6 separate regions of the Homo sapiens genome follow, and all the other regions are linked to region 1. A link is a loop called in an ENCODE intact Hi-C map of the cell type or tissue named here. Cell type or tissue: PC-9. All regions are shown on one strand. Region 1 has its middle 7.1 kb from the start of NUBP1. Region 2 overlaps LINC01290 (long intergenic non-protein coding RNA 1290). Region 3 overlaps CIITA (class II major histocompatibility complex transactivator). Region 4 has its middle 68 kb from the start of HAPSTR1. Region 5 has its middle 74 kb from the start of GRIN2A. Region 6 overlaps TEKT5 (tektin 5).

Region 1 (5,000 bases):
GTCTGGCCAACATAGCGAAACCCTGTCTCTACTAAAAATACACAAAAAATTAGCTGGGTGTGGTGGTGTGCGCCTATAATCCCAGCTACTCAGGAGGCTGAGGCAGGAGAATTGCATGAACCCGGGAGGCAGAGGTTGCAGTGAGCCAAGATTGTGCCACTGCACTCCAGCCTGAGTGACAGAATGAGACTCTGTCTCAGAAAAAAAAAAAAAAGGTTGGGCGTGATGACTCATGCCTGTAACCCAGCACTTTGGGAGGCCGAGGCGGTTGGATCACTAGAGGTCAGGAGTTCAAGACCAGCATGACTAATAGTGTGAAACTCCGTCTCTACTAAAAATACCAAAAATTAGCCAGGTACAGAGGCGCATGCCTGTAATCCCAGCTACTTGGGAGGCTGAGGCAAGAGAATTGCTTGAACCTGGGAGGCAGAGGTTGCAGTGACCCGAAATCACACCACTGCACTCCAGCCTGGGCAACAAGAGCAAAACTCTGTCGCAAAAAAAAAAAAAAGTCACATGGTCATGCCTAAAAAAGTATAGGAAGTACAGTTTTATATGACTGGAAGTGGAGGAAAACCAGATATCCAGGATCACAGTGATGTTTCCCACAGTTCCCTGAATTGTTTCTCAGTCTTAACATTCTTTCCCCATGAAAATCAGACCAAGTCACTCTGCTGCTCATAAACCGTCAGTGGCTCCCTATGGCCCACAGGATAAGGCCCAGTTTTCATATGGTGTTCAGTAGCCTGCATGACTCATTTTGACCCTTCCAGCCTGAGTGTCACTGAGAATATCGAGTCTATTCACTAAACAGCTGGCCTTTGCCTGGCACCCTAGTTCATTGCTGTCACTCACACAGGCCCTTCTGCCAGGAAAGGCCACTGCCTGTCTCTCGCCTATCTGGCTGTGGCCCAGTCCTCTGTGACAGGCCAAGTCTCAGCAGCATCTCCCCATGGAGGCCATTCCTGGCCTGCGGAACTGAACACACTGCGTTCCAGAAGTCTGAGCACGGTTTTCCATTCTAACAACTTCCGAAGTATGAATGCCATAAACTTAACAAAAATTAGCATTTGAAATTTTGTGTAATTTTCCTTTACACTTACTTAGTTCTGTGATTTTGAAAGACTAGATTTTAAATTTAAATTTAAATTTTTTTATTTCAGTTCCTCTGACTGAAGATGGTGAATAATGACTAAAAATGAAAGTTAAATTTACAAAGCTAAGTAAGTGCCAAGGATTTAAATAGACTTCAAAATAATTTTAAAAATAAATTAGTAAAACTATAGAGTCCGAAGATCAGGGTTGCTAGGAGTTCAGCGGGTGGGAGGGGATAAGGGGTAAACGGGAGCCCAGGGAACTTTTAGGGCAGGGAAGCTGCTCTGTGTGACTATGTAATGGTGGATGCATGTCATTATGCATTCGTCAAATCCCATAGAACGTACGACACCAAGAGTGAGGCCTAATATAAACCATGGGCTTTATTTAATAATAATGTGTCAATATTGGTTCATCAACTGTGACAAATGTACCACACTAATGCAAGATGTTAAAAATGGGGGAAACTGGGCAGGCGTGGTGCCTCATGCCTGTAATCTCAGCGCTTTGGGAGGCCGAGGTGGGTGGATCACCTGAGGTCATGAGTTTGAGACCGGCCTGGCAAACATGGTGAAACCCTGTATCTACTAAAAATATAAAAATTAGCCGGATGTGGTGGTGTGCGCCTGTAGTTCCAGCTACTCGGAAGGCTGCAAGGCAGGAAAATCGCTTGAGCCTGGCAGGCGATCTCACCACTGCCCTCCAGCCTGGGCAACACAGCGAGAATCTGCCTTACCAAAAAAAAAAAAAAGATTAGTGGATGAAACAAGACTAAAACCTGGTTACAGCGGCTAAAAATTTCAGCCAGACAGGGGCACTTTAAATATTCAAACAAGGTCAGCGAGCACCCTTAGAAAACACAGGAAGTGCCTGCGGTTCCTTAGTTATACCAGCAGGTGGAGCTCTCCCCCCACCTATGATCAAGGTACTCAGGCAATGGAAACAAAATTAAGTTTAGGTGTAGAAAATTTTCTGCTTCTTCCCTGGGATCCGGCAAATATAACAAGGGGCTATATACACACCAGGTGTTCAACACATAATTGAGTCGAAAAACAAGGCTCAGATGCATTATATAGAGAGAAACTGGAAAGGACGTGGATCCTTGAATGCCAGGTGTTCGCATTCAGGCTCCCTGTCTCAGTTTCCGTCTCTGAAAAATGTCAACAATAATATTCAAGGAATTATTGTTGGGAAGATTAAACAAGTTAATGAGTAAAACAGTTTTTTAGAGTGTCTGGCACTTTCAAGCCCTATATAGGTGTTAGTAATTATCAGTTTATTTCTTTTTTTAATGAGACAGAGTTTCGCTTTGTCTCCCAGGCTGGAGTGCAGTGGCACAATCTCGGCTCGCTGCAACCTCCGCCTCCCAGGTTCAAGCGATTCTCCTTCCTCAGCCTCCTGAGTAGCTGGGATTACAGGTGCCTGGCACCACGCCCGGCTAATTTTTGTATTTTTAGTAGAGACGGAGTTTCGCCGTGTTGGCCAGGCTGGTCTCGAATTCCTGACATCAGGTGATCCATCCGCCTTGGCCTCCCAAAGTGCTGGGATTACAGCCGTGAGCCACCACTCCCGGCCGGTTTATTTCTTAAGCTGCTTTGTTGAGGTATACCTGATATACAACAAACTGCACATATTGTAAGTATACAATTGCCAAGTTTTGACATATGTATGTACCCAAAGGTTTCCTTGTGGTCCGCTCTTGTTCTTTAGCAATCACTGACCTGTTTTCTTTCACTGTAGATTAGTTTGGATTTTCTAGAATTTTATATAAATGTAATCATACAGCATGCACGCTTTTTAATTCAGCTTCTTTCACTCAGCATATTTATTTTCGTTTCATCCACATTGTTGCGTGTATGAAGCTCGTTTCCTCTGGTTGCTATGTGGTATTCCATTGTATGATTATACTAGTTTATCTGTTAATGGACATTTGGCTGTTTCCAGTTTTGGGGTGTTACAAATAAAGCTGCCGTGAGCATTTTTGTGCAGGTCTTCATAGTGACGTGTATCTTCATTTCTCTTGCTTAAATACCTAGGAGTGGAATGGTAGATGTGCATTTAACTTTTAAGCAACTACGAGGCCGGCACGGTGGCTCATGCTTGTAATCCCAGCACTTTGGAGGCCAAGGCGGGTGGATCACGAGGTCAGGAGATCGAGACCATCCTGGCTAACTCAGTGAAACCCCCATATCTACTAAAAATACAAAAAATGAGCCGGGCATGGTGGCCTGTAGTCCCAGCTACTCGGGAGGCTGAGGTGGGAGAATCGCTTGAACCCAGGAGGCTGAGCTTGCAGTGAGCCGAGATCGCACCACTGCACTCCAGCCTGGGCAATGGAGCGAGACTCTGTCTCAAAAAAAAAAAAAAAAAAAGAAACTACGAAACTGTTTTCCATAGTGATTATGCATATTCACCTGCAGGATATGAGACTTTTAACTGCTCCATATTCTTGCCAGCAGTGGGTACAGACAACCTTGGATTTTAAATATTTCAATAGATGCATAGGTTACAGACAACCTTGGATTTTAAATATTTCAATAGATGCATACTGCTGTATTATTGTAGTTTTAATCTGCATTATTTTAATGACTGTGTTAAACATCTTTTCCTATTTATTTATTTATTTATTTATTTATTTTGAGACAGAGTCTCACTCTGTCCCAGGCTGGAGTGCAGTGGCCCAATCTCTGCTCACTGCAAACTCTGCCCCCCAGGTTCAAGTGATTCTCATGTGTCAGCCTCCCGAGTAGCTGGGATTACAGGCATGTGCCACCACACCGGGCTAATTTTTGTTTTTTAGTAGAGATGGGGTTTCACTGTGTTGGCAAGGCTGGTCTCAAACTCCTGACCTCAAGTGATCTGCCCACCTCGGCCTCCCAAAGTGCTGGGTTACAGTTGTGAGCCACCAGGCCCGGCCTGAACATCTTTTCATGTGCTCACTTGACATTACATATTTTTTGTTGAGAGTGTTCATTCAAATCTTCAAGTCCACTTTATAAAATTTGGTAATTTGTTTTATTATTGAATTTTGATATTATGTATATATTCTGGATGGAAGTCTTTTTTTTTTTTTTTTTTTTTGAGACAGAGTCTCACTCTGTTGCCCAGGCTGGAGTGCAATGGCATGATCTCGGCTCACTGCAATCTCCGCCTCCTGGGTTCAAGCAACTCGACTGCCTCGCCCTTCCAAGCAGCTGGGACCACAAATGCATGCCACCACGCCTGGCTAGTGTTTGTATTTTTAGTAGAGATGGGGTTTCACTGTGCTGGCCAGGCTGGTCTCGAACTCCTGACCTCAGGTGATCTGCCTGCCTCGGCCTCCCAAAGTGCTGGGGTTACAGACATGAGCCACTGTGCCCAGCTGGAAGTCCTTTATCAATAATGTGTTTGGCAAATGTTTTTTCCTAGACTGTAGCTTGTCCTTTTATTCTCTTAAAAGTGTCTTTTGAAGAGCCATTCTTAATTTTGATGAGGTTTTATTTGTTCATTTTTTTCTTTTATGTATTGTATTTTTGATATTATATCTAAGAAAGAGTTAACCGAATGCAATGCCACAAAGATTTTCTCCTGTTTTTCCTTCTAGACATATTATAGTTTTAGACTTTACATTGAGGTCTCTGATCCATTTGGAGTAAATTTTTGTAGGTAATTGTGGTATGTAGTGTGAAATATGGGTTGAAATTCATTTTTTTCTGTTTGGATATCCAATTGTTCCAACATCATTGGTTGAAAAGTCTAGCCTTTCTCCACAAAATTAACTTTGTACCTTCATTGAAAAATCAATGGACCATTTCTGGACTCTCTCTCTCTCTGTCTATCTATCTATACACACATATACACATATATATACACATTCATATATACACATATATACACATACATATATACGCATATGTATATACACA
Region 2 (5,000 bases), 220 kb after region 1:
AACTCAGGAGGCGGAGGTTGCAGTGAGCCATCATTGCTCCACTGCACTCTAGCCTGGGCAACAGAGAGAGACTCTGTCTCAAAAAAAAAAAAAAAAAAAAAAAAAGGAGGTTTAATTGGCTCATGGTTCTTCAGGCTTTATGGGAAGCATGATGCTGACATGTGCTCAGCTTCTGGGGAGGCCTCAGGAAGCTTACAGTCATGGTGGAAGGCAAAGGGGAAGGAGGCATGTCACATGGCCAGGGCAGGAGCAAGGGTGGGGGCGCCACACATTTTTATTTTATTTATTTATTTTTGAGACAGAATTTCACTCTTTTTGCCCAGGCTGGAGTGCAATGGCGTGATCTCGGCTCACTGCAACCTCCACCTCCCAGGTTCAAGTGATTCTCCTGCCTCAGCCTCCTGAGTAGCTGGGATTACAGGCAGGTGCCAACACCCCCAGCTAATTTTGTATTTTTAGTAGAGACGGGGTTTCACCATGTTGGCCAGGCTGGTCTCCTACTCCTGACCTCAGGTGATCTGCTCCCTCGGCCTCCCAAAGTGCTGGGATTACAGGCGTGAGCCACTACGCCCAGACACCACACAGTTTTAAATGACCAGATCTCATAAGAACTCACTATCACAAGGACAGCACCAAGTGGATGGCACTGAACCATTCATGAGAAACCACCTCCATGATCCAATCACCTCCAACCAGGCCCTACCTCCAACACTGGGGAGGAAAATTCAATGTGAGATTTGGGTGGGGACAAATATACAAACTACATCAACACCCCGAATTCTTTCTGGAGAGCTCTCTCTGCCTCCCTGTGGGCAATGTCTTGTAGAGGTCAATCAAAGTGACTTGTAGCATATGACCCAAGCCAGGCCAATCAACTTCCTCTTTCGGAGCCTCTCCTGGGCTCCCCAGTGGGATGCCACAAGGATGGAAACCCAGTTGATCTTGATTCCTCCAGCGCCTGTCTCCTATGAAGTCTCCCCTTCAGCCTCTTCTCTGATATTCTCCTTGCTGTGTGTTGAGCCTTCTCTAGCCCAGAGCAAGATTCTGGGGGTTACCCCATGTGCTTCCCCCAGCCCCTCTCCTGATTAAGTTCTGGTGCTCTCAGCAACTCTGAGTTTTCTGAAGGTTTTCTCTCCTTTTTTTTTTTTTTTTTGAGATGGAGTCTCACTCTGTCACCCAGGCTGGAGTACAGTGGCACAACCTCGGCTCACTGCAACCTCTGCCTCCTGGGTTCAAACGATTCTTGTGCCTCAGCCTCCCTAGTAGCTGGGACTACAGGTGCATATCACCACGCCCGGCTAATTTTTTTTTTGTATTTTTAGGAGAGACGGGGTTTCACCATGTTGGCCAGGCTGGTCTCAAACTCCTGACCTCAAGTGATCCTCCCGCCTCCGCCTTTCAAAGGCTGGGATTACAGGTGTGAGCCACCACACCTGGCTGAAGATTTTCTCTCTTATTCCATGACTGCATCCTGCTGCAATGCTCTGGAAACCTTCGTCCTGTTTTATATTTTCAAAGGGAGCAGAAAAGAGTTGAGGTTTCCTATGTGATTTATTTGGCCACATTCAACTTAGTCCATCAGATAAGCTTTGTTATCGTTGACTACATAGACTGCATGGCTTCTATGGTTTCATTGAGATTTGAACACTTTTCACTTGTGTTGGATTTTCAGCTTAAACTAATTTATTTTAATTGACGTCATTCAATTCCAATTTTATAAAAGGATGAACGCACGACGGAAAAGAGTAGGGAACATTTTGCTTGATGAGAAAATCCGCCAGCAAGGATGTTGGGCTCTAAGCAGAACTGAAGCTCTGGAATTAAGAACACAGCCAAGGAAGAGCTCTGGACTCTGAGTTTAAAGAAGCTGACTGACTTGTAAGGCAATTCCAGGTAAGATTGGTGAATCAAGTTAAGAATCAAAAGCAACTGAGATCAACGTGGAGGCCTGGAAGGTAAGGGCCATATTTTACCTAGATACTAGCTTAGAGACTTGCTACATTGGCACTGTATTTTAAGTATGTTATTTAGTAGTATTGTGAAATCAACTGGTTTCAACATTGAAAAGGATAAAAATAGCTTATGAAAACAAAACGGTTTTTTTTTTTTTTAAAGGATAAGGTGCATGTTTAATTTCAATTGCAGAAATGAAGGGAAGAGGCACTCCTGCCACCTGGTGGGCATTTATCCAAATTGTTTGTTCAGGTCTTTTAGGGGTGAAATTCGGGTTGTTGAATCTAGGTTGAACACACAAACATTCCAGCCCCAGCAGCAGTTGGGTCTTATTTCCTTCCCCTTGACCTGGGATCTGTACCTTTCTGTTTCCAATTAAGGCCTTTATAAATGAAAGCAACCTGGTTTGGCCAGATAAAAGTTCATGTCTCCTTGCCCGTGTCCTTGTGAACTGTATGACACTGCTCTCTGGAAATCTCGTGTGTGTACTTTTCACTTGTTAACCTCCTGTGTCCCCCACTACAAGGTCAGCTGCAAGAAGGCAGGGATTCTGTCTGGTCTTGCTATTCATGATAGTGCCTGGTACACTGTCTGGCATATTGGTCGATAGTTCCCTGATGAATGAAAATTTAACAAATAGGTGAAAACAGAGTTTTGGGTTGCCTGAGTGGCATGTTCCAAACCTTTACCATATGGTAAACCTCTTAGTTCAACTGCTAATAATTTCTTCTGTGTCTTGGGTTACAATCAACCTACCCAAGTTTGGCCTCTATCTTGCTGCAAGAAATAACTCCTGCCCATAGCTGTACCAGATTAGATTTATACAGAACCCAGTAGCCTGAAAGAAGACCTCCAATCCTACTACTTAACTATCCCAAATATCTCTCTGCTTGCTACTCATGGGTCCCAATTTGCAAGCAAGTGGTAGGTGAGTGTCCCTGGCTCATGGGACATTTTTTTTTTTTTCGTAAGGAGATAAGGGGTAGATAAGTAGAATTAGCCCAGTGGGAAATGATTTCAAGCTGCGGATTGATGATTAGGGTAATTTGTGGGTAGTCCAGAGAATGCCCCATGATCCTAAAGAATTACCATCATGCGTTGTTGCGATAGTGGTCAGATGAGTTTGAATTGATCATTGGCTGTGATTAGGGAGTCTCCTGTGCTGACCCATGTCCTCCCTTCAGAGGCATCTGGAACATCAATCCTGCAGATTATTCAGCTCATTAGGAATTCCCCGTGGAAGCTCAATACTTTCCTGAATCTGAATAGTTAAACCTCTGTGTTGCAAAAATCAAATACCATCTGGCTTTTGTGTTGTCTTGGCTAAATCCAGTCAATCCCAGCTTCTTCAATGGCATTTATGATATTCTGTTCCCACAAATCCAGAGAATCATAACTGGGTTAGAAACAGTTTTATTTAATCTTGGGTGTAGAAAGATTGTTTTCATAGATCAGACAGCATTTACCTCCATCAGAGTAAGAAAAAAGAATGTCCAGGTGTGTCCTTGCCCCAGTGATCACAGCATCTGTTGATATGTTCCTTGATATCAGTATATAGATCAAACTTACTGTCATCTTTAAAGAAGTTTACTTCATTCAAGTGCGGTGGCTCATGCCTGTAAAACCAGCACTTTGGGAAGCTGAAGTGGATGGATCACTTGAGGTCAGGAGTTCGACACTAGCCTGGCCAACATGGTAAAACCCTGTCTCTACTGAAAAAGTACAAAAATTAGCCAGGCATGGTGGCATGTGCCTGTAGTCCCAGCTACTCAGGAGCCTGAGGCATGAGAATCGCTCGAACCTGGGAGGTGGCGGTTGCAGTGAGCCAAGATCGTGCCACTGCATTCCAGCCTGGGCGACAGAGTGAGACTCCATCTGAAAAAAATAAATAAATAACTTAATGGCATTGACAAATGGTTGCCCACCCCACAAACCACCCACATACCCTAGTATCAAAATTATGGGAAATTGTTTCTTTCAAAGAGACTTCAGAAAAATATTGTATCCTGGTATAGAATGGATGGTTATTTCATTGTTTATATGAAAGGGCCTTGCTTGTTGACCAGTATTTGTATTTTAATTAATTTTTGTCCTTTCCCACTATCTAAGTAGCAAATCTGTCATAACTCCTGTGGTTACTGTCTTTTTAGACTTTGCCTGTGTGTTTGGATGTTTGGATTCCAGTAGAGAGGGTTCTTCCCCCGACACAGTCCCACCACTCGTAGTTCAATTGCAGGAGAGGAAAAACTTCATTTATCCTGTTAGATTCTGTGACTGGAGTCTGTAAGTTAAACTGACAACAGGTAGATGAACAGGAGGAAAGACATACAAATTTTAATATTTTTACATGCATGGGGCTTCACATAAAAGGAGCAAAAATGCAAAGCAGTGGTTAGACTTGGGGGCTTATATACCATTTTCCTTTTTTTTTTTTTTGAGATGGAGTCTTACCCTGTCACCCAGGCTGGAGTGCAATGGCATGATCTTGGTTCACTGCAACCTCCGCCTTCTGGATTCAAGCAATTCTCCTGCCTCTGCCTCCCAAGTAGCTGGAACTACAGGCACAAGCCACCACGCCTGGCTAATTTTTTGTATTTTTAGTAGAGACTGAGTTTTACCATGTTGGCCAGGCTGGTCTCGAACTCCTGACCTCAGGTGATCTGCCTGCCTTGGCCTCCCAAAGTGCTGGGATTAGAGGCATGAGCCACTGTGCATGATCAAAAAAAGCAATTTTTAAAAAAAAATTACCCAGGAGTGGTGGTGTGTGCCTGTAGTTGCAGATACTCAGGAGGCTGAAGTGGGGGGATCTCTTGAGCCCAAGAGTTGGAGGCTGCAGTGAGCCATGATTGTGTCACTGCACTCTAGCCTAGGTGACAGAGAATCTGAGAAAGAGAGAGGGAGGGAGGGAGAGTTTGGGTTCCTAGGGCTGGTAAGTTGTGGAAAGATGACTAGGAAGTGGTGGGTAAGGGTTGTTTAGTAATGTTTGTCATGCCAACTCATCTCTGTGCCAGTCACCCTGCCTTGGTATAGAGAAACATCTTTACATG
Region 3 (5,000 bases), 180 kb before region 1:
TGAACTCGGGAGGCGGAGTTGCAGTGAACTGAGACTGCACTCCAGCCTTGGCAACAAGAGCGAAACTCTGTCTCGAAAAAAAAAGAAAAAAATAAATAAATGCAGCAGGTTTACACTGCTGCCAAGTGGATTCAGGCTAAATCAACTCACATCACGGGTCGGCCGGTACCAGTGCAGAAACTAGATGGGGGTTTTGCAATCTCTGAACCCTGGAGACCCTTCCTCCACCCCACAGGGAGAGTAATCTGACCATATTTCATCGATGCCAAGACATATATGTCACCATTTGAATATCATTGAGATCAGGATGTGTCTTATAACCAATAGCGTGTCACAGTTTGCATTTTGGCCTCATATTGGGGTCTTACAATGGATGGCATCTTAGATTCCATGAAATATGATGTTTCTTAAAGGGTAAATCAGGCTGGGCATGGTGGCTCACACCCGTAATCCCAGCACTTTGGAAGGCTGAGGTGGGTGGATCGCTTGGGCCCAGGATTTCAAGACCAGTCTGGGCCACATGGCGAAGCCCTGTCTCTACTGAAAACACAAAAATAGCCTGGTGTGGTGGCGGGCATCTGTAATCCCAGCTACTTGGGAGGCTGAGGCATGAGAATCACTTGAACCCAGGAGGCAGTGCTTGCAGTGAGCTGAGATCATGCCACTGCACCTTAGCCTGGGCAATAAAGTGAGACTTGGTCTCAAAAAGAAAAGAAAAGAAAAAAGAAAAGTGTAAATCAGATCAAGTGTCGCCTTCCCAGGCCCACCTACTTTTCCATTCACACTGAAAAACTGCAAATACCTCTTGTGACCCACAAGGGCCTCCCTGTGTGATCTGGATTCCCCTGACCTCCCCTACTTCCACCATTGCCCAGCCTCTGTCCCTCATTCACTACACACAGCCACAGTGGCCCTTCTGACCCTTAAAACACAGCCCCTTTTCCCACTTAGGGCCTTTGCACCTGCTGTTCTTTCTTCCTAGAGTCCTTTTCCCCTAGAGCTTCCCACGGAAGAATCATCTCCCCAGAAGTCCTGTACCCTCCTGGGGCTTGTTAGTTTCCTTCCCAGCATGAATCACTGTTTTACAATATTTTATTTATGTATGTGCCTAATTCCTACTACGCAAAGAAACTCAAAAGCAAGAACGACATCTGTCTAGTTCATACTTGTATCTCTAGTTTTTAGCACAATTATGAACCAGACAGATTCTATTTTTGCTTCTGAGTTTCTTTGCATAGCAAGAAGTAAGCACCTACATAAATAAAATATTGTAAAACAGTGATCATGCTGGGAAGAAATTAACAAGGCTCAGGAGGGTATAGGACCCAGCTACTTGGAAGGCTGAGGTGGGAGGTTCGCTTCAGTCCAGGTAGTCGAGGCTGTAGTGAGCCATCATTGCACCCCTGCACTACAACCTGGGTGAGACCCCATCTCCAAATAAATAAATAAATAAATAAATAAATAAGTTGGCCGGGCATGGTGGCTCACGCCTGTAATCCTAGTACTCACTTTGGGAGGCCGAGGCAGGTGGATCACCTGAGATCAGGAGTTTGAGACCAGCCTGGCCAACATGGCGAAACCCTGTCTCTACTAAAAATATAAAAACTAGCTGGACGTGGTGGTGGGCGCCTATAATCCCAGCTACTCGGAGCACTGAGGCAGGCGAATAGCTTGAACCTGGGGGGGGGCAGAAGTTGCAGTGAGCTGAGATCACACCACTTCACTCCAGCCTGGGTGACAGAGCGAGACTCCATCTCAAAAACAGAAATTAAAAAAATTAAAAATAAATAAATAATAAGGGACCAAATGCCATCTTTCCTGGGAATCTGACTCTGGTTGTCCTCAGTAAGTGAAGAGCTCTGGCGAAGAGGAGAGCAGTTTCTCTCAGTCTGGCGAGTAAGAAGAGCTGGTAATGCTGAGTTGGATGACTGGGGCTCTGGTCCAAGCTCAGTCCGCTCATTACCTCTGGGACCACACCAGGGCCTGGATGGAAGTCACTCAAAAGCAAGAGGTGCTATGCCAAGGCCTACCAGAAGGTGGCAGTGAAACACTGACCGGCATGTAAGTGACAAGGCCGGCAAAAGCTGACGTACGTGGTTAGCCTTCCAGAAGCCACCACCCCTAGGTTCCGGAAAAAGCCTGGTCCCGCCATCCCTGGGGGAAAAGGAGCAATATTTATTGCATAACAGAACCTGGCATTGTGACAAGTGCTTACATAGACCATTAGGATGGTTCCCATTTTCCAGGTAAGAAAACAGCGGCTAGGAATGAATAACTGACTTGCTCAGAGTTTCTTTCACCACGTCCCGCTAATCCTTTTGTTCAGGGCTGTGGTGATTGCTTCTAGGGTCTCAGTGTCCCCTGCAGCCAGCACGATGTGGGTTCCCTGCGCTCTGCAGCCCCCCAGCTCAGCACCTGACCGGTATCCGGGGCCCCACTCACCTTAGCCTGAGCAGGGATGCAGCGAGCGAAGGCAGGGCCTCGGCGAGTTTGTAGGCACCCAGGTCAGTGATGTTGTTCTGGGACAGACTGCGGGGACACAGTGAGGGGGAGGGCTCAGGACCAAACTTGCATGCCTCACTTTGACCTCAAGGAGAGTTCTGGGTCATAGGCTGTGAATGGCGCTGTCGACAGACTTAAGCTACCTCTCGGTAAATAGGAGGATACTGTTAGGTCCTGTGGCCAAGTGGGAGGGCAGGGATGAGGAGGTGGATGGGAGGGAGAGTGCACCCTCCTGCCCCCACCTGTCCCATGACTTTACAACATCCCCTCTTTTCCCTCTGCGCCACTTTTCAGCACTATAATGAAATAAGTGTTGGCATTATTTGTTTAATGGCTGTGTAATCCTTTCTGCCGGGTTGTGGGCTTCACATGGAGCAGGGCTGTGTCTGTTTTGCTCATTACTGTATCCCTGTGCCTAGAGCACTGCCAGGCACATAGTAGGTGCTCAATAAATACTTAAGTGGGGTGGCGGGTAAGAAAGAGGGGGACGGAAGGACTAAGGAGAAGAAATCTAGCTTACAGTGTTACCTAGGACACTAGAAATTACTGGAGAAGTCCCACAGTCCTACAATTAAGGAAATTGCTAAGTAAATTCCGGTAAATTATTTGGCCATCCTAAGACCTTGGTTGTGAGGGGGAGTGTGGGAAGATTTTGATATCCTCTAGGTTCAGTAAAAAATCATGTTGAACTGGGCGTGGTGGCTCATGCCGGTAATCCCAGCACTTTGGGAGGCTGAGGTGGGCGGATCACTTGAGGTCAGGAGTTCAAGACCAGCCTGGCCAACCTGGTGAAACCCCGTCTCTACTAAAAATACAAAAATTAGTTGGGTGTAGTGGTGCATGCCTGTAATTCCAGCTACTTGGGAGGCTGAGGTGTGAGAATTGCTTGAACCCAGGAGGTGAAGTTTGCAATAAATAGATCGTACCACTGCACTCCAGCCTGGGCTACAGAGCGAGACTCCGTGTCAAAAAAAAAAAAAAAAAATCCCATTGAACCAGGCACAGTGACTCATGCCTGTAATCCCAGTACTTTGGGAGGCAGAGGCAGGAGGATGGCTTGAGCTCAGAAGTTCAAGACCAGCCTGGGCAACGTGGTGAAACCACGTCTCTACAAAAAAATACAAAAATTAGCGGGACGTGGTGGCATGCACCTGTCCCAGCTACTCAGAAGGTTGAGATGGGAGGATTGCTTGAGCCTAGGAGATTGAGGCTGCAGTGAGCCATGATTACACCACTGCACTCCACCCTGGGTGACAGAGCGAGACCTTGTCTGAAAAAAAGAAAAAAAATCACATTGATCCTCCTGTATCTTATCCATCTCCAACTTCCCAGAGCCCAGAACAGTTTTTAAAAAGTTTTACTGTTTTGATAATAATGCTTTATTGATAAATCCTAATCTATCTCTCCTATTTCACCCCCCAGTATAATTTTCTGTCACCAAACATTATTTTCATTACTGTATACTTTATAATTACCGACTTGTTTACTTGTTCATTGTGTCTCCTCACTAGAATTTAAGATTCCTGAGGTCAGGGGATTTATTTGTTTTGTTTAAAGCTGGGTCTCCAGGGCCTAGAAAGGTGCCTGCACATAGTAGGTCCTCCTTAAATATTTGTTGATTAAATTAATAAATGGTTGGGTAAGTAAAGAAATGATTGAGTGAGCGGTTGGATGAGGGAGTAAAGAAATGACTGCATAAGTGAATGGATGAATCATTGAATGGAAGGATGAATGGCTGATTGAATAGGTGAATGAGTGAATGGATGAATCCACTGGGGCTGGGCATGGTAAGTCACACCTATAATCCCAGCACTTTGGGAAGCGGAGGTGAGGAGATTCCTTGAGGCCAGGAGTTCAAGGCTGCAGAGGTATGATCATAGCACTATATTCTAGCCTGGGTGACACAGCGAGCCCTTGTCTAAAAAAACAAATTTAAATTAATTTTGAAAAAGTCAGCCGGACTTTGGGGGCCCGATTCAGCAGGAAGGGCAGGCCCAGCTCACTCACTTGAGGGTTTCCAAGGACTTCAGCTGGGGGAAGGTGGCTGAGAGCTGCGAGACACCCTCGTCCCCGATCTTGTTCTCACTCAGCGCATCCAGGCTGCAGGTGGAATCAGATGGGGGCCATCAGCTAGCGTCCTGGGGCCATCTGACCCTTCCCATCCCAGTGAGGGCCTCCTCAGCCCTGGCACCTGCCCTTCCCACCCCCCAGCTCTAATACACCATAGGCAGCCGGCACATTCCTGAGCTTTTCAGACGAGGACTTCATCACCTGGGGGCTCCAACCAGGCAGCCAGAGGGCAAAGTCTAACTCATGATGGACTTGAATCCCTGTTTAGCTTCTTAGGAACTAAGCCCCTGAGGCTTGGCAACTTCCTTAACCTCCACTGTAAAGTAGGACTATGCTCCCCAATCCCTCCCCAGCTGAATTGCTGAGAGCAGCAAATGAGGTTGTGAGGAAAGGAGTTTCAAAGGTCACGAAAGGATCTACAACTTTTT
Region 4 (5,000 bases), 1.6 Mb after region 1:
TGCCTTGCCCAGGGTCAAACAACCAGTAAGTGTCAAAGCTGGGATTTGAACTAAGGGTCTGGCTGAGCCCAAAATCATTTTCCATGATATCATTGGGCCTTGACCTTGGCTATATTGGAATCATCATGACTATATTGAACTTTAAAAATAACAAGCTGGGCATGGTGGCTCATGCCTGTAATACCAGCACTTTGGGAGGCTGAGGCGGGTGGATCACCTGAGGTCAGGAGTTCGAAATCAGCCTGGCCAACATGGTGAAACCCTGTCTCTAATAAAAATATAAAAATTTCCCAGGCGTGGTGGGGCATGCCTGTAGTCCCAGCTACTCTGGAGCCTGAGGCAGGAGAATCTTGAACCCGGGAGGTGGAGGTTGCAGTGAGCCAAGATTGTGCCACTGCACTCCAGCCTGGGCGACAGAGTGAGACTCTGTCTCAAAAACAAATAAATAACATACGGGCCAGGCACAGTGGCTCATGCCTGTAATCCCATCACTTTGGGAGGCTGAGAAGGGAGGGTCACTTGAGGCCAGAAGTTCAAGACCAGCCTTGGCAGCAAAGTGAGACCCTGTCTCTACAAAAAATTTAAAAATTAGCAGGGTGCAGTGGCACACGCCAGCTACTGGGGAGGTTGAGGCAGAAGGATCACTGGAGCCCAGGAGTTCGAGGCTACAGTGAGCTATGATGCCACCACTGCACTGCAGCCTGGGCAACAAAGTGAGGCCTTGTCTCAAAAAACAAAAACAAAAACAAAACACACACACACACACAAATTATGGTCCCAACCCTAAAGCATGTAATTAGTCTGATGGAATTGGTCTAGGGTGGCCCCTCAGCCACACACACATTAGGGATTTTAAAAAGCCAGTTGACTCCAATGTGCAACCAATGCTGAAAACAGCTACAGGATACCAGTGGTTCCTGCCCTTAAGAATGCATCAGCCTCGCCAGGCACGGATGCTCACGCCTGTAATCCCAGCACTTTGGGAGGCTGAGCTGGGAGGATCACTTGAGCCCAGGAGTTCAAGACCAGCCTGTGCAACATAGGAAGACCCCATCTGTAAAAAAAAAAAAAAAAAATTAAAAATTAGGCAGGCGTGGTGGTGCACACCTGCAGTCCCAGCTACTCAGGAGGCTGAGGCGGGAGGATGGCTTGAGCCCAGGAGGTCGAGGTTGCATGAGCTGTCATTGTGCCACTGGACTTCAGCCTAGGCAACAAAGCAAGATCCTGTCTCAAAAAATATTAATAATAATCCATGAGACCCAACTGGAGGGCTTGTTAGGGGCCAGTTGCTTGCCCCCCAACCCCACAGTGTGCCTTTCTAAGACGCTGATGTTGGTGGTCTGGGGACCGTGCTTTAGAAACACCACCCTCACGTGGACCTGTCCGTTATCTTTTCTTTCATCCCCGTTTTGCAGAGAGGGACACTAAGCATCATGGAGCTGACCACGTTTATCACCACCCAAGACCACGTAGGCAGCCGTAGAGGCAGTCAGGCAGCCTCGCCTCTCGGCTTCCTTTGAGGTTTTAAAGGCTAAGAGGGTGTCATTTGTGGGTTCTCAGTGTCCTAGCCTAGATCCATGTGACAATTTTCTTTTTTTTTTTTTTTTTTTTTTGAGACGGAGTCTCACTCTGTTGCCCAGGCTGGAGTGCAGTGGCATGATCTCGGCTCACTGCAACCTCCACTTCCTGGGTTCAAGCGATTCTTCTGCCTCAGCCTCCCAAGTAGCAGGGATCACAGGCGTGCACCACCACGCTCGGCTAATTTCTGTCATTTTAGTAGAAATGGGGTTTCGCCATGTTGGCCAGGCTGGTCTCGAACTCCTGATCTCAGGTGATCCACCTGCCTCGGCCTCCCTAAGTGCTAGGATTACAGGTGTGAGCCACCGCTCCCGGCCCACGTGACCATTTTCTTTCTGCCTGGTATTTGCCAATGTGCTTAATGAGTCTGCGTTGAATTAAAGAATGCCCTGGCTTGCCCCCGCCCCCATGAATCCCTCTATAAACACATACGTACTAACCAAAAAGAAGGATAAATAGAACACACTGAAACGCCAGGGTGACAGCTACCTGCAGCACTGGCTGAGTTTTCATTTTCTTCCATCTCCTGAGAGAAAGGAAGCCACTCCCTTTCTGGGAATATGAGCCCCCGGCTGACTCCAGGCGGCTCATCCCCCTACCTTCCTCTGCAAAAACGAACAGGGATTTAAGCAGCAGCAAAGACACTCGGAGGTCATCTGGGCCATCTCCCAGCATCTCCTGTCTCCTGTCTGGGCGGCAGCAGGCGAGGCTACCTGGGTCCTGAGACTCCCCGAGGACGGCGATCCCCTGCTGCCCCCTGCTGGCTGAATTGGTAATGGCTGAGAAGTGAACGCAGCTGGGAATGCAGGAACTTCAAAGTCTCCGGTCTCTCTGACTCGTAGTCTCCCCGCCTCCTCTTGAAAGATTCAAGTTCCCCTGGAAGATGAGCCAGCCTTTCCAAAACTACCTTCAGTATCTGCACTATGCCTGCCCATTCACATTCATATTCTCCACTAATTCCCACAATTGTATTTCTGAGAGAGAGACCTTCAGTATCCCGGTCGTTCACCAAATGTTCCCTGGGTGCTGCAAGGAGTCTGGCTGTGTATGAGTCCAGGAGTTCAAGACCAGCCTGGGCAACATAGCAAGACCCCACCTCCACAAAAAATGAAAAAATTAGCCAGGAGTGATGGCACTCAACTGTAGACACAACTACTAGGGAGGCCAAGGAGGGAAGTTTGCTTGAGCATGGGAGGTGGAGGCTGCTATGATGGTGCCACTGGTACTCCAGCCTGGGCCACAGAGTGAGATCTTGTCTCCCCCCCCAAAAAAGAATAATATTCTGTAACACGTGAAAAGTATACAAAATTCAACTCTCGATGTCCATATATAAAGTGCGTTTTTGTTTTTACTTTTTTGTAGAGACAGGATCTCATTCTGTTGCCCAGGCTGGTCTCAAACTCCTAGCCTCAAAGGATCCTCCCACCTTGGCCTCCCAAAGTGCTGGAATTACAGGCGTGAGCCACAGTGCCCGGCCTCCAGTTGTCTCTGAAGTCTCCTTTTTCTTCTGGTAGACCAGGGATCAGCATACTTCTGTAAAAGGAGAGTGAATATTTTTCATTTCGTGCGCCATGCAGTCTCTGTCCAAATGACTCAACTCTGCTCTTGTATCTAGAAAGCAGCTGTAGATGATATGTCAATGATGAATGTGGCTGTATTCCAATAAAACTTTATGTATGGGTCAGGTATGGTGGCTCACACCAGTAATCCCAACACTTTGGGAGGCCGAGGTCGGGAGTTCAAGACCAGCCTGACCAACATGGAGAAACCCCATCTCTACTAAAAATACCAAATTAGCCAGGCATGGTGGAGCCGGCCTGTAATCCCAGCTACTCAGTAGGCTGAGGCAGGAGAATCGCTTGAACCAGGAAGACGGAGGTTGCTGTAAGACGAGATCGCACCATTGCACTCCAGCCTGGGCAACAAGAGCGAAACTCTATCTGAAATAAAAAATAAAAAATAAAAAAATAGACAACTGGGCTGTGGGTGGTGGTGCATGCCTGTGGTCCCAGCTACTCGGGAGGCTGAGGCAGGAGAATTGCTTGAGCCCAGCAGTTTGAGATCAGCCTGGACAACAAAGTGAGACCCTGCCTCTACAAAAAAAGAATTGTTTCTTTTAATTAGCCAGGCATGGTGGCATAAACCTGTAGTCTCAGCTACTTGAGAGACTGAGGCAGGAGGATTGATTGAGCCCAGGAGTTCGAGGCTGCAGTAAGCTATGATTGCACCACTCCAGCCTGGGCAACAGAGCGAGACCCTGTCTCTTACAAAAAAAAAAAAAAAAAAAAAAAAGAGGCTGGGCACCATGCCTGGAATCCTTGTACTTTGGGAGGCTGAGGCTGGAAGATCACTTGAGCTCAGGAGTTCGAGACCAGCTGGGGCAACATGGTGAAATCTGAAATCCTGTCTCTAGCAACAATACAAAAATTAGCCAGGCACGGTGGCACATAACTGTGGTCCCAGCTACTCCAGAAGCTGCGGTAGGAGGACCACTTAAGCCTGAGAGGTCAAGGCTGCACTGAGCTGTGATAGCACCACTGTACTCCAGCCTGGGTGAGAGAGCAAGACAAGAAAGAAAGGGAAGGGAGGGGAGGGGCGGGGCAGGACAGGGAAGGGAAGGGAAGGGAAGGGAAGGGAAGGGGAGGGGAGGGAAGTGAAGGGAAGGGGAGGGGAGGGAAGGGGAGGGGAGGGGAGGGGAAAAGAAGAGAAACTAAGAGACCAGGAGTGGTGGCTCAAGCTTGTAATCCTAGCACTTTGGGAGGCGGAGCGGGGTGGATCACCTGAGGTCAGGAGTCCGAGGCCAGCCTGGCCAACATGACAAAATCCCATCTCTACTAAAAATACAAAAAAATAAGCCGGGTGTGGTGGCAGGCACCTATAATCCCAGCTACTTGGGAGGCTGAGGCAGGAGAATCGCTTGAACCCAGGGGGCAGAGGTTGCAGTGAGCCGAGCTTGCGCCACTTCACTCCAGCCTGGGTGAAAGAGCGAAAGTCCATCTCAAACAAAGAAAAAAGGAAAGAAAGAAAAAATACTAAAGAACTGGCTTTAGTTGAGCAACTATAAGACAATTTCTATGCAAGGTGCTTTGCACACATGACCTTGCTAATCCCCAAGGCAACCTTCCAGGTGCCCTTATTACCCACAAGTTACAGGTGAGAAGATGGAAGGTCAAGGCCACAGAGCCAAGAGGCAGCAGGGTTGAGGTCAAACTCAAGTCTGTCTGACTCCAAAACTCATGTTTATTCGATTACCCGAAGCTGCCTCCCTGCTCAAAATCTTAGTATGTTTCCATTTTACAGATGATTCACCTGTGGCTAATGGAGGTCAGGTGACTTGCCCAGGGCGCTCAGCTAGTGAATGAGGGAGGACAGACTTGAGCTCCGGTGTCTGACTGCAAATCCCGTATTGTATCCTAGACTGT
Region 5 (5,000 bases), 480 kb after region 1:
AGTGGACAGGGAGCATGACCACTGAAGCACAGCACCACAGGGAGGGGTTTAGGCCTCCAGATGACTGTGGGCAGGCCTGGATAATATCCAACCTCCCACAAGAAGGTGGTGGAGCAGAGTGTTCCCTGAGTCCTCCAAGTAAAGCGAGACTCCCTTTCATGGTCTGCTAAGTCACGGGTGCTTTCCCAGGCACTGGCATTACCGCTTGACCAAGGAGCCCTCAAGCGGCCCTTATGCAGGCGTGACAGAGGGCTCACCTCTTGCCTTCTTGGTCACTTCTCACAATGTCTCTTCAGCACCTGACCCTATCCCCGCTGGTTATTCCTTTGTTATATCAGTAATTAAACAAACAGTAATATTAAAGGCTAATGATTAATAATGGTTATACTAATGATTGATAATGTCCATGATCATCTCTATATCTAATTTCTATTATAACTATTCTAATTGTAACTATTTTCTTCATTATACTGAAACAGTTTGTGCCTTCAGTCTCTTGCCTCGGCACCTGGGTAATCCTCTGCCCACAATTTATCACGTTCTTATTGAGTGTTCCTCAGCATTATGCTAGGAAGGGGGATACTGTAGTGAGTTAGACTTCACTCCTCATTTCCCAGAGCTTCAAATCGAGTAATGATGACTGCAGGCCTTCTTGGAGTCTTAATTAACTGAGTATACCTAATTTGCTCAAAAAGGAATTGGGTGTCCTGCATTTTCTGGCCTGAAAACCTTTTTAAATAAAACTACTTTTTGAGTTCATTATTCCTTGGAACACATCTTCGGGGAATTCTTGAGTTAGGCTGTAGTTGCTAACACTGAGGTTACCATAACCATTACTATCCCTTGTGTCCTCAGAGGCCTGGTGTTCATTGAGTGTTTACCTTGTGGCCTTCGCATTTGTCATTGTATTTATTATTTATTTTTATATTTTGAGATGGAATCTTGCTCTGTCACCCAGGCTGGACTGTAGTAGCACGATTTCGGCTCACTGCAACATCCATCTCCTGGGTTCAAGCAATTCTTGTGCCTCAGCCTCCTGAGTAGCTAGGATTACAGGGACCCGCCACCATGCCCAGCTAATTTTTAAATTTTTAGTAGAGACAGGGTTTCAACACGTTGGCCAGGCTGGTCTCAAACTCCTGACCTCAGGTGATCCTCCCGCCTCAGCCTCTCAAAGTGCTGGGATTACAGGCATGAGCCACCGGGCCCAGCCTTGTATTTATTTTTATTATTTATTAATTTATTATTTCTATTTTTAGAGACAAGGGCTTCCTCTGTTGCCCGGGCTAGAGTGCAGTGAATGATCATAGCTCACTGTAACCTTGAGCTCCTGGCTCAGGCGATCCTCCCGCCTCAGTCTCCTGTGTAGCTGGGATTACAGGTGCACCACCACACTTGGCTAATTTTTTTTGTTGTTGTTTTCTGTAGAGATAGGGTCTTGCTATGTAGCTCAGGCTGGTCTAAAACTCCTGGGCTCACACAGTCCTCCTGCCTCAGCCTCCCAAAGGGCTGGGATTACAGGCGTGCATCACTGTGCCTGGCTGGATCACTGTGTTTCATTCTTACACTGATGCTGATGTCAATACTTTTTAAAAATCCCTTCTTGATACATGAGAAAATGGAGGCATAGAGGAGTGACGTAGTCTGCCCAAGATCACCTACTTGGGAAGTGGCAGAGCCCAGATTTGGATCCTGCTAGAGCCTGCAGAACCCCTTTAACCCAATGGTTTGCCACTGAGGGTGATTTTGCTCCCACGGGTCAGCTGGCAATGTCAGGAGACATTTTTGCTTGTCACTAGTTGAGATGGAGGTGCATTGGCATCTTGTGAGTAGAAACCAAGGACGCTGCTAAACACCCTAACATGCACAGAACAACCTCCCACAACACAGAATTACCAGCCCCAAATGTCAACAGTTCCAAGGTTGAGAAACCCTGCTTCAGCTAATCATTACACGGGTTTTAGTTCTATGAGTACCCCACAATTCATTAGGGAGACAGGACAAAGGCATACATGAATTCTAGTACAAGGAAGAGGCATGCTACAGAAAGGGTATAAATCATCCTTATGGCCCTCATTAGACCTTTTAATTTCCTTATAAGCCCTTTATTGCCACGGCTAATCCTTGCTAACCCTGCTCAGGGCTGTTTTCAGCAGAGGAAAGTTACCGAGCCCGTCCCCGCCCCCCGCCCCGCTTGACGTCTGGCGCCTCCTGGTGGCCTCAGGAGAAACTCCATCTTCCTCAGATACCCCACAAAGTCCTTCCCCTTCACCTGCCCCAACTCCAACCTCAGCCGCATCTCCCTGGGGCCCCTCGGCATCCTGATATAGTCACTGCCTCCCGTTGGTGGTCACCTACTGGCCGCAGCCCGGGACCTCTCACAGGAGCTGCCCTCTCTGCCTGTGAGTTTCTCCATTCTTTTTTTTTTTTCCCAGCTTTTGCACTGGGTACACTTTTTTTTTTTAAACTCTCCACTATGTTAATGAGGACCATTTTTCTTCTGCTTTGCAAACCCTGCTCACCCCTTCAGACGATGCTTAAAGACCCTCTCCTCCTGGACATCTTTCTGATTCTCCCAGAAAAAGTGAATGGCAGGGTCTTTTGTGCTTTCAGGCCTGGGATTTATGGTTAGGTTATAACTTACTAATTTATGTCTCTTTGTTCGTCCATCTGTGTGTCTGTCCCTCCACCTGTGGCTTCTAAGCCTGACTACAAAATGTCCTGGAGGGATTGCTAAAAACAAAGAAAGAAACAAGCAAGCAAACGATCTCCATCACTACAGGCATTTGCGTATATTTTTACATTCCCAGGGGGTTCTGAAGTACCCTAACATCTGAAAACAGCTCTGTATTGTTGCTCTTCCTTGTTCAGATCTGGCTGAAATGTCACCTCCTAAAAGAAGTGTTCCCTGACCTTTTGTAGTATTAATGACAAGGTTGGAAGAGGTGGCTCGAGGATTTATCACTGGAGGCTTTGAATGCCAGGTTAGGCAAGACAACGGGACATGGCTCTGTGGGCTTCTTAGGGTTTTTACCAGAGGGAGGGAGGTGATTCCTGGTGAGTGTTGGCAGTGTTAGTCCAGCAGGTTGGTGCAAGATGGGTGCAGGAGAGGTGAGGGCTAGATGTGGGGAGTTCCTACTAAGAGTTCTTGTAGCAACTTGGGAATGAGGAAACCGGGGCTTGGGCTGGCTTGAAGGCTGTGAGCATGGAGCTTCGGGGAGAGGAGAGAAGGGGACAATGTCAACACGTCTTAGACAGGTCCAGGCACTGATTAGCTATGGGGATGGCTGTGATGAATGAGTCAGACATGGCACTCAGAGTTCTAGCCTTGGCACCAGAAGGCTGGTGCTACTGCCAGAGGTAGAAAAGGCAGGGGAGAGCTCCTCTCCTGAGGGTAGATGATGGATCAACACTGGGACCCACTGAGTTTGAGATCCTAAGAGGATCATCTAAGAGTGGACTGAGAGGAAGGTCAAAAGAGGGGAAACTAGAGAGGAATCCCTGGAAACACACGATGCCTCATTTCCTGAGTTCAAGAAATAGCTCTTCCGGCATCTCCTACGTGCAGGCCCCCACGCCAAGTGTGCGGGTGAAGTGATGGATTAAACGGGTGTGATTCTTGCCCTCATGGAACTTCCCCTGTAGTGAGGGAGAGAGAGGAAAGAAATGTACCAAATATTTTCCAAAATTAATAATGGCTGGGCGCAGTGGCTCACACCTGTAATCCCAGCACTTTGGAAGGCGGAGGTGGGAGGATTACTTGAGGCCAGGAGTTTGAGACCAGCCTGGGCAACATAGACCTCGCTAACAATAAAAAATATTGGCCGGGCGTGGTGGCTCATGCCTGTAATCCTAGCACTTTGGGAGGGTGAGGCAGGCGGATTGCCTGAGCTCAGGAGTTCAAGACCAACCTGGGCAACATGGTGAAACCCCACCTCTACTAAAATACAAAAAATTAGCCGGGCTTGGCGGCGTGCGCCTGTAGTCCCAGCTACTTGGGAGGCTGAGGCAGGAGAATTGCTTGAACCCGGGAGGCGGAGGTTGCAGTGAGCTGAGATTGCATTGCTGTACTCTAGCCTGGGTGACAGAGCGAGACTCCGTCTCAAAAAAAAAAAAAAAAAAAAAGCCAGGCATGGTGGTCTGTGTCTGCAGGCTAAGGTGGGAGGATTGCTTGAATCCAGGAGGCAGAGGTTGCAGTGAGCCGAGATTGTGCCACTGCACTCCAGCCTGGGTAAGCGAGACTCTGTGTCAAAAATAAATAAATAAAATAAAATGTTAGCCAGGTGTGGTGTCATGCACCTGTAGTCATGAGTCTCCTGAGGTGGGAAAATCCCTTGAGCCCAGGGGTTCGAGGCTGCAGTGAGCCATGATTGTGCCACTGCACTCGAGCCTGGGTGACATAGCGAGATCCTATTTCTTTTTTGAGACAGAGTCTCAGTCTGTCACCTAGGCTGCAGTGCAGTGGCACGATCTTGGCTCACTGCAACCTCTGCCTCCTGGGTTTGAGAGATTCTCCTGCCCTAGCCTTCCGAGTAGCTGGGATCACAGGCACCTGCCATCATGCCTGGCTAATTTTTGTATTTTTAGTACAGATGGGGTTTCACCATGTTGGCCAGTCTGGTCTCAAACTCCTGACTTCAAGTGATCCTCCTACTTTGACCTCCCAAAGTGCTGGGATTACAGGAGTGAGCTGGGATTACAGGAGTGAGCCACCACACCTGGCAAGACCCTGTCTTAAAACAATAATAATAATAATAATAATAATAATTGCTCTGAAAGAAACCAAGATAAAGAAAAAAAATGTATCTTAAGTTCCGTTCCCTAGAGGCAGTCTGAGATGGCAACTGTTGTGCCAGTGATTTTTTGAGGGGCTGCTCTCAGTGAAAGGAAAGTCAGAGAAGCCAGGTAGTTAATCCTTTAGAGAAGGTTTCAGGTATGAGCCCTAAGTAGCTGATACCTACAGCAGTTGGGGGTGGGTCCACTGGCCTGGTGACAAGGAT
Region 6 (5,000 bases), 64 kb after region 1:
CTTTTTCACACCTCTGGGTTGGCTCTTGGAGTCCTCTTTGGATGGAATTTATAGTCCCTGCTCAATGCAAATTTAGATTCCCACTGGGTGCCAGATGCTGCGCTAGGCACTAGGAATAAAATGAGGAGCCGTATAAACATGGGCGCTGGCCTCTGGGGACTTGACATTCTCCTGGAGGAACAGTGGTGGCTGTGAAATTTATACACAGAAAGAACTTGGATGATAGTCAAGTCAGAGGGAACTAGCCTTGAATTTGTGTTTGCAGAACAGTACCCCTTTTTAAGGCCAAGCACAGTGGCTCACACCTGTAATCCCAGCACTTTGGGAGGCTGAGGCGGGCAGATCATTTGAGGCCAGGAATTTGAGACCAGCCTGGCCAACATGGTGAAACCCTGGCTCTACTAAAAATAGAAAAAATTAGCCAGGTGTGGTGGTGCTTGCCTGTAATCCCAGCTACTTGGGGAGGTTGAGGTGGGAGAACTCGCTTGAACTTGGGAGGCAGAGGTTGCAGTGAGCCAAGATCACACCACTGCACTCCAACCTGGGTGACAGCGAGACCCCGTATCAAGAAAAAAAAAAAAAATAAGAACTGTGCCCTTTCTTATTGTGTCTCTATCTTTGGGGGGATTAGTGGGCTGCAGGCAGGGTTTGATGGAAATTACAGTGGTAGTTTCAGCCCACCTACATCTGCCACCCGTTGATCTGGTACTCCAAAAGAGACAATAAAATAAATAAATAAAGTTTATTTTTCTTTTCTTCTCTCTCTGTTTTTTTTTTTTTTTTTTTTTTTTCTGAGATGATCTTGCTCTGTTGCCCAGGCTGGAGCACAGTGGCACAATCACGGCTCACTGCAGCCTTGAACTCCTGGGCTCAAGCGACCCAAGTAGCTGAGACTACGTGTGCGTGCCACCACACCTGGCTAGGTTTTTTAGTTTTTTGTAGAGACAGGGTTTCGCTATGTTGCTTAGGCTGGTCTCAAACTCCTGGGCTCAAGCAGTCCTCCCACCTCAGCCTCCCAAAGTGTTAGGATTACAGGCGTGAGCCACCATGACTGGCCTCGAAACAGGAGTTTCCATGAAATCATTGCAACATTTTTATAGGGAGGGAGCAAGGGTGGGTGAGCCAGATATTCTCATGGGACCCACACTGGGTGGAGCAGAGAAGCAGGGGACGTTGCCACCGAGAACAGATCAACAGGGAGTTGAGCGGCCAAAAGTTGGTGGGAAGAGGATTCCGGAGAGAGCAGCAAGGGCAAAGGAAGCGTCCGGGATGAAGCTGGAGGAAGGGGCAGGTGGGTCTGGGTAGGCCTGGTGAAGGGTTTGGATTCCTACCTAAGAGCAATGGGGAGCCTTTGAAGATTTTAAGCAGGACAGTGTTTGGATCCAAGCTTGTCCTTTTGTTGATTTCTTTTCTGCCTGCGTGGCAGAAGGGACGCAGAGGTTAAGAATGGATGCAGCGGCCGGGCGTGGTGGTTCACGGCTGTAATCCCAGCACTTTGGAAGGCAGAGGCAGGAGGATTACTTGAGGTCAGGAGTTCGAGACCAGCCTGGCCAAGATAGTGAAACTCCATCTCTACTAAAAATACAAAAAATCAGCTGGGCATAGTGGCATGCACCTGTAATTCCAGCTACTCGGGAGGCTGAGGCGGGAGAATCATTTGAACCCAAGAGGCAGAGGTTGCAATGAGCCGAGATCTCACCACTGCACTCCAGCGTGGGAGACAGAGTGAGAATCTGTCTCAAAAAAAAAAAAAAAAAAAAAATAGAATGGGTGCAGTGGTTAGGAGGCTCCAGAAGAGGCCCAGGGAGTGGGGAAGGCTGCCTGTGCTGTGGTGGTGACATCAAGTGGAAGAAGGACCAGAAAAGGGTGAGATACCTGGAGAAGGCAAAGTTGGCATCGAGTTGGCCTGTGCACCTTCCCTTTATCTTTCATGAACTATTTTCCTACTAATCCTCTAGGACAGGGTTGGCAAACTTTTCCTGTCAAAGGCTAGATGATAACTGTTTTCAGCTTTGCAGGCAATACGGTTTCTGCCTCTATACTGCAAAAGCAGCCGTGGACAATCTGTACAAAAATGAGTGTGGCTGTGTTCCAATAAAACTTCACAAAACTAGGCAGTGGGCTGGATTTGGTCCACAGGTTGTAGTTTTGACAACCCCTGCTCTGGAACTTAGCTCAAAAGTCGCTTCCTCCAGGAATCCTTCCTAAACTCCACGGTTTATTTGCACTCACCATCTCTGGGTGGCCACTGCGTTCTGAGACTGTGTTTTCATTGCTCCTTCCATCTCATATCTTTTGGCTAGAAGCACTGACCCTGAGCCAGACTGCATGGTTATGATGAATCCTCTATAAACTTGGACAACTTTCTTAACTTCTCTGAGCCTCAGTCTCCTTGTTTGTAGAATGAGGATAGGAATTACTGTCACAGGAGGCTGAGGCAAGGAGGATCACTTGAGCCTGGGAGGTGGAGGCTGCAGTGAGCTGTGATTGCACCACTGCACTCCATCCAACCTGGACAACAGAGCAAGATCTTGTCTCAAAAAAAAAAAACAAAAAAAAACAAAAACAAAAAATAACTGCCGTGAGGATTGAGTTAATGCAGGCATAACACCTGAAGGAGTGCGGGCACATAGTAGGCACCATGTTTGTGCTAGTGGCTGTGATCTTAATGTACTAGTTGATTTACTTGCCTATATGTTTTCAGAGCACTGCTCCTGATTTAACCTTGTCCCCCTACTGCTTAATAACTGCCTGGTACTCCTTACATCTTTCTGCAATGAATGGAAGGAATCTACAATGTTGAGGTGGTTTTTTTGAGACAGTCTCGCTCTGTAACCCAGTCTGGAGTGCAGTGGCGCAATCTCGGCTCACTGCAACCTCTGCCTCCCTGGTTCAAGTGATTCTCCTGCCTCAGCCTCCTGAGTAGCTGGGATTACAGACACCCCCCGCCATCACGCCCCAGCTAATTTTTGTATTTTTTGTAGAGACGGCGTTTTGCCATATTGCCCAGGCTGGTCTTGAACTTCCGGGCCCAAGTTCCCTGGGCTCAAGTGATCCACCTGCCTCTGCCTCCCAAAGTGCTGGAATTACATGTGTGAGCCACCATGCCCAGCCTGCAATGTTGAGTTTTGTACTGAGGTTTTTTTTTAAAGAATGAAGCATGCATGAATGAATGCCTTAAATGTCCCTTTTTCTTTTTTTCATGCAAAGACCCATTTTTATTATGGTAAAATACACATAACATAAAACTTAGCATTTTAACCACTCTTAAGTGTACAGTTCTGTGGCATTAAGTACATTCATACATTGTGCATCCATCACCACAATCCATCTCCAGAACTTTTCCATCTTCCCAGTCTGAAACTCTGCACCCATTAAACACTCCCTCCCCTTTTCCATCTCCCCCCATATCCATGGTAATATCATTTGGCTGTGTTTCCACCCAGATCTCATCTTGAATTATAGCTCCCATAAACCACATGTGTCAGTGGGAGGGACTCAGTGGGAGGTAATTGAACCATGGGGGCAGGTTTTTCCCGTGCTTTTCTCGTGATAGTGAATAAGTCTCTTGAGACCTGGTGGTTCTATAAAAGGGAGTTCCCCTGCACATTCTCTTTTGCCTGCTGCCATGTTAGACGTGCGTTTGCTCCTCCTCTGCCTTCCACCATGATTGTAAGGCCTTCCTAGTCATGTGGAACTGTGAGTCCATTAAATCTCTTTTTCTCTATAAATATCCCAGTCTTGGGTATGTCTTTATTAGCAGCAGCATTAGAACAGACAAATACAAGTAACTACCATTCTGCTTTCTGTCTTTGATAATTTGACTACTCTATGGACTTCATATAAGTGGAATCATACAGTAGTTGTCCTCCTGTGACTGGTTAATTTCACTTGGCATAATGTCTTCAAGGCTCATCCATGTTGTAGCATGTGTCAGAATTTCCTTCTTTTTCAAGTCAGAGTAATATTCCATTGTCTGTCTATACCACGTTTTCTTTATCCATTCATCCATTTATGGAGACTTGGTGGCGTCCATCTTTTGGCTCTTGTGCATCTTCTTTTAATGAGGCATCTCATACGGTGGATCAAATGTAGTTCATTGTCATGTTTCATTGCCTGAAGTTTGTGGTCTGGGGATGACTTGGAAAGGCTCTTTTAGTTGGCTATTGGTACCTGGTTTCTCACCTGTGAAACAGGGATAAGAATTTCTACATGGTAACATTACTGTATTAATGAGGTAATCTCTGGAGCTCTTAAAACAGTGCTTGACAAATGATAAACACTCAGTAAAAAGGTAACTGTAAGTATTAATATAATTACTGATGGAGAGAGAAAGGATCTTTTGAATGGAGGTGGGGAGAGCAAAACCTTTTCGCTTTCCAAATTCCTCTAGTGAGGATCCCTTGAGCCCCGGAGTTTGATGCTGCAGTGAGCTATGATCGTGGCACTGCACTCCAGCCTGGGTGACAGAGCAAGACATTGTCTCTAAAAAATTAAAATTAAAATAAGTTGAAATAAATAAATAAATACATAAATAAATAAATAAATAAAAATAAAAATTCCTCCAGGGAAGTTTTGAATTATTACTAACAACCTCATCACTACAGACTGGAGGGTTTTTGCAACCTCATGGATTTTTATTAATAGTCATAATTTAATCACCAGCTGTTCTGCAAATAAGTTAGCACCCATCTGAAATGCACCAAACTCCAACCCTACGCTATTGACATTTTCCTGAGCAAGGATTTGTCTTCTGGTTGGTGAATTTCACATGGTGTTATTCTAAAATAATAAAGGAATTTGATGCAATGAAGATAAATGTATAGCAACCATTTCACTTTTCAACAGTTTACTTTGGCTAGAGGATTTGAAATGCTCTCTTCTTTTTTTGAGGTGGAGTCTCACTCTATCGTGCAGGCTGGAGTGCAGTGACGAGATCTTGGCTTACTGCAACCTCTGCCTTCCAGGTTCAAGTGATTCTCCTGCCTCAGCCTCCTGAG

Evidence for each region. A loop is a pair of places that touch in the nucleus more often than their neighbours do. Peaks named below come from ENCODE experiments on the same cell type or tissue, not always from the same donor. Only the 100,000 strongest peaks of a DNase experiment are listed, where the experiment ranks them.
Region 2: a loop joins it to region 1, with 17 times the contacts of the local background. A loop is called at or near these places in 105 of 110 quality-filtered maps.
Region 3: it touches region 1 in a loop (13-fold over the local background); 71 of 110 quality-filtered maps call a loop at or near these places.
Region 4: a loop joins it to region 1, with 27 times the contacts of the local background. A loop is called at or near these places in 4 of 110 quality-filtered maps.
Region 5: a loop joins it to region 1, with 37 times the contacts of the local background. A loop is called at or near these places in 65 of 110 quality-filtered maps.
Region 6: a loop joins it to region 1, with 2.4 times the contacts of the local background. A loop is called at or near these places in 16 of 110 quality-filtered maps.

The regions. Positions count from the first base shown.
Region 1 is chr16:10,734,240-10,739,239 of GRCh38, reverse strand. No RefSeq gene overlaps it. Among named protein-coding and RNA genes, the nearest start is that of NUBP1, 7.1 kb to the left of the region's middle. RefSeq lists an enhancer at 1,483-1,532. In PC-9, a CTCF peak has its summit at 1,986 (motif pointing right); DNase peaks (open chromatin) are centred at 279, 769 and 1,959; H3K27ac peaks cover 1,123 bases.
Region 2 is chr16:10,511,956-10,516,955 of GRCh38, reverse strand. It overlaps LINC01290 (long intergenic non-protein coding RNA 1290), which reads left to right. Exons shown (of 2, transcript NR_149081.1): 2 at 1,724-2,114. Among named protein-coding and RNA genes, the nearest start is that of LINC01290, 14 kb to the left of the region's middle. In PC-9, CTCF peaks have their summits at 1,985 and 2,184 (motif pointing left); a DNase peak (open chromatin) is centred at 2,085; H3K27ac peaks cover 550 bases.
Region 3 is chr16:10,915,969-10,920,968 of GRCh38, reverse strand. CIITA (class II major histocompatibility complex transactivator) reads right to left here. Exons shown (of 20, transcript NM_000246.4): 15 at 4,510-4,602; 16 at 2,443-2,529. Among named protein-coding and RNA genes, the nearest start is that of DEXI, 24 kb to the left of the region's middle. In PC-9, a CTCF peak has its summit at 2,016 (motif pointing right); a DNase peak (open chromatin) is centred at 2,038.
Region 4 is chr16:9,157,637-9,162,636 of GRCh38, reverse strand. No RefSeq gene overlaps it. Among named protein-coding and RNA genes, the nearest start is that of HAPSTR1, 68 kb to the right of the region's middle. In PC-9, CTCF peaks have their summits at 2,118 and 2,318 (motif pointing left); a DNase peak (open chromatin) is centred at 2,377.
Region 5 is chr16:10,254,198-10,259,197 of GRCh38, reverse strand. No RefSeq gene overlaps it. Among named protein-coding and RNA genes, the nearest start is that of GRIN2A, 74 kb to the right of the region's middle. In PC-9, CTCF peaks have their summits at 2,013 and 2,215 (motif pointing left); no DNase peak of the experiment used is centred here; H3K27me3 peaks cover 1,133 bases.
Region 6 is chr16:10,670,409-10,675,408 of GRCh38, reverse strand. All of the region lies in intron 5 of TEKT5 (tektin 5), which reads left to right. Among named protein-coding and RNA genes, the nearest start is that of TEKT5, 22 kb to the left of the region's middle. In PC-9, no CTCF peak of the experiment used is centred here; no DNase peak of the experiment used is centred here.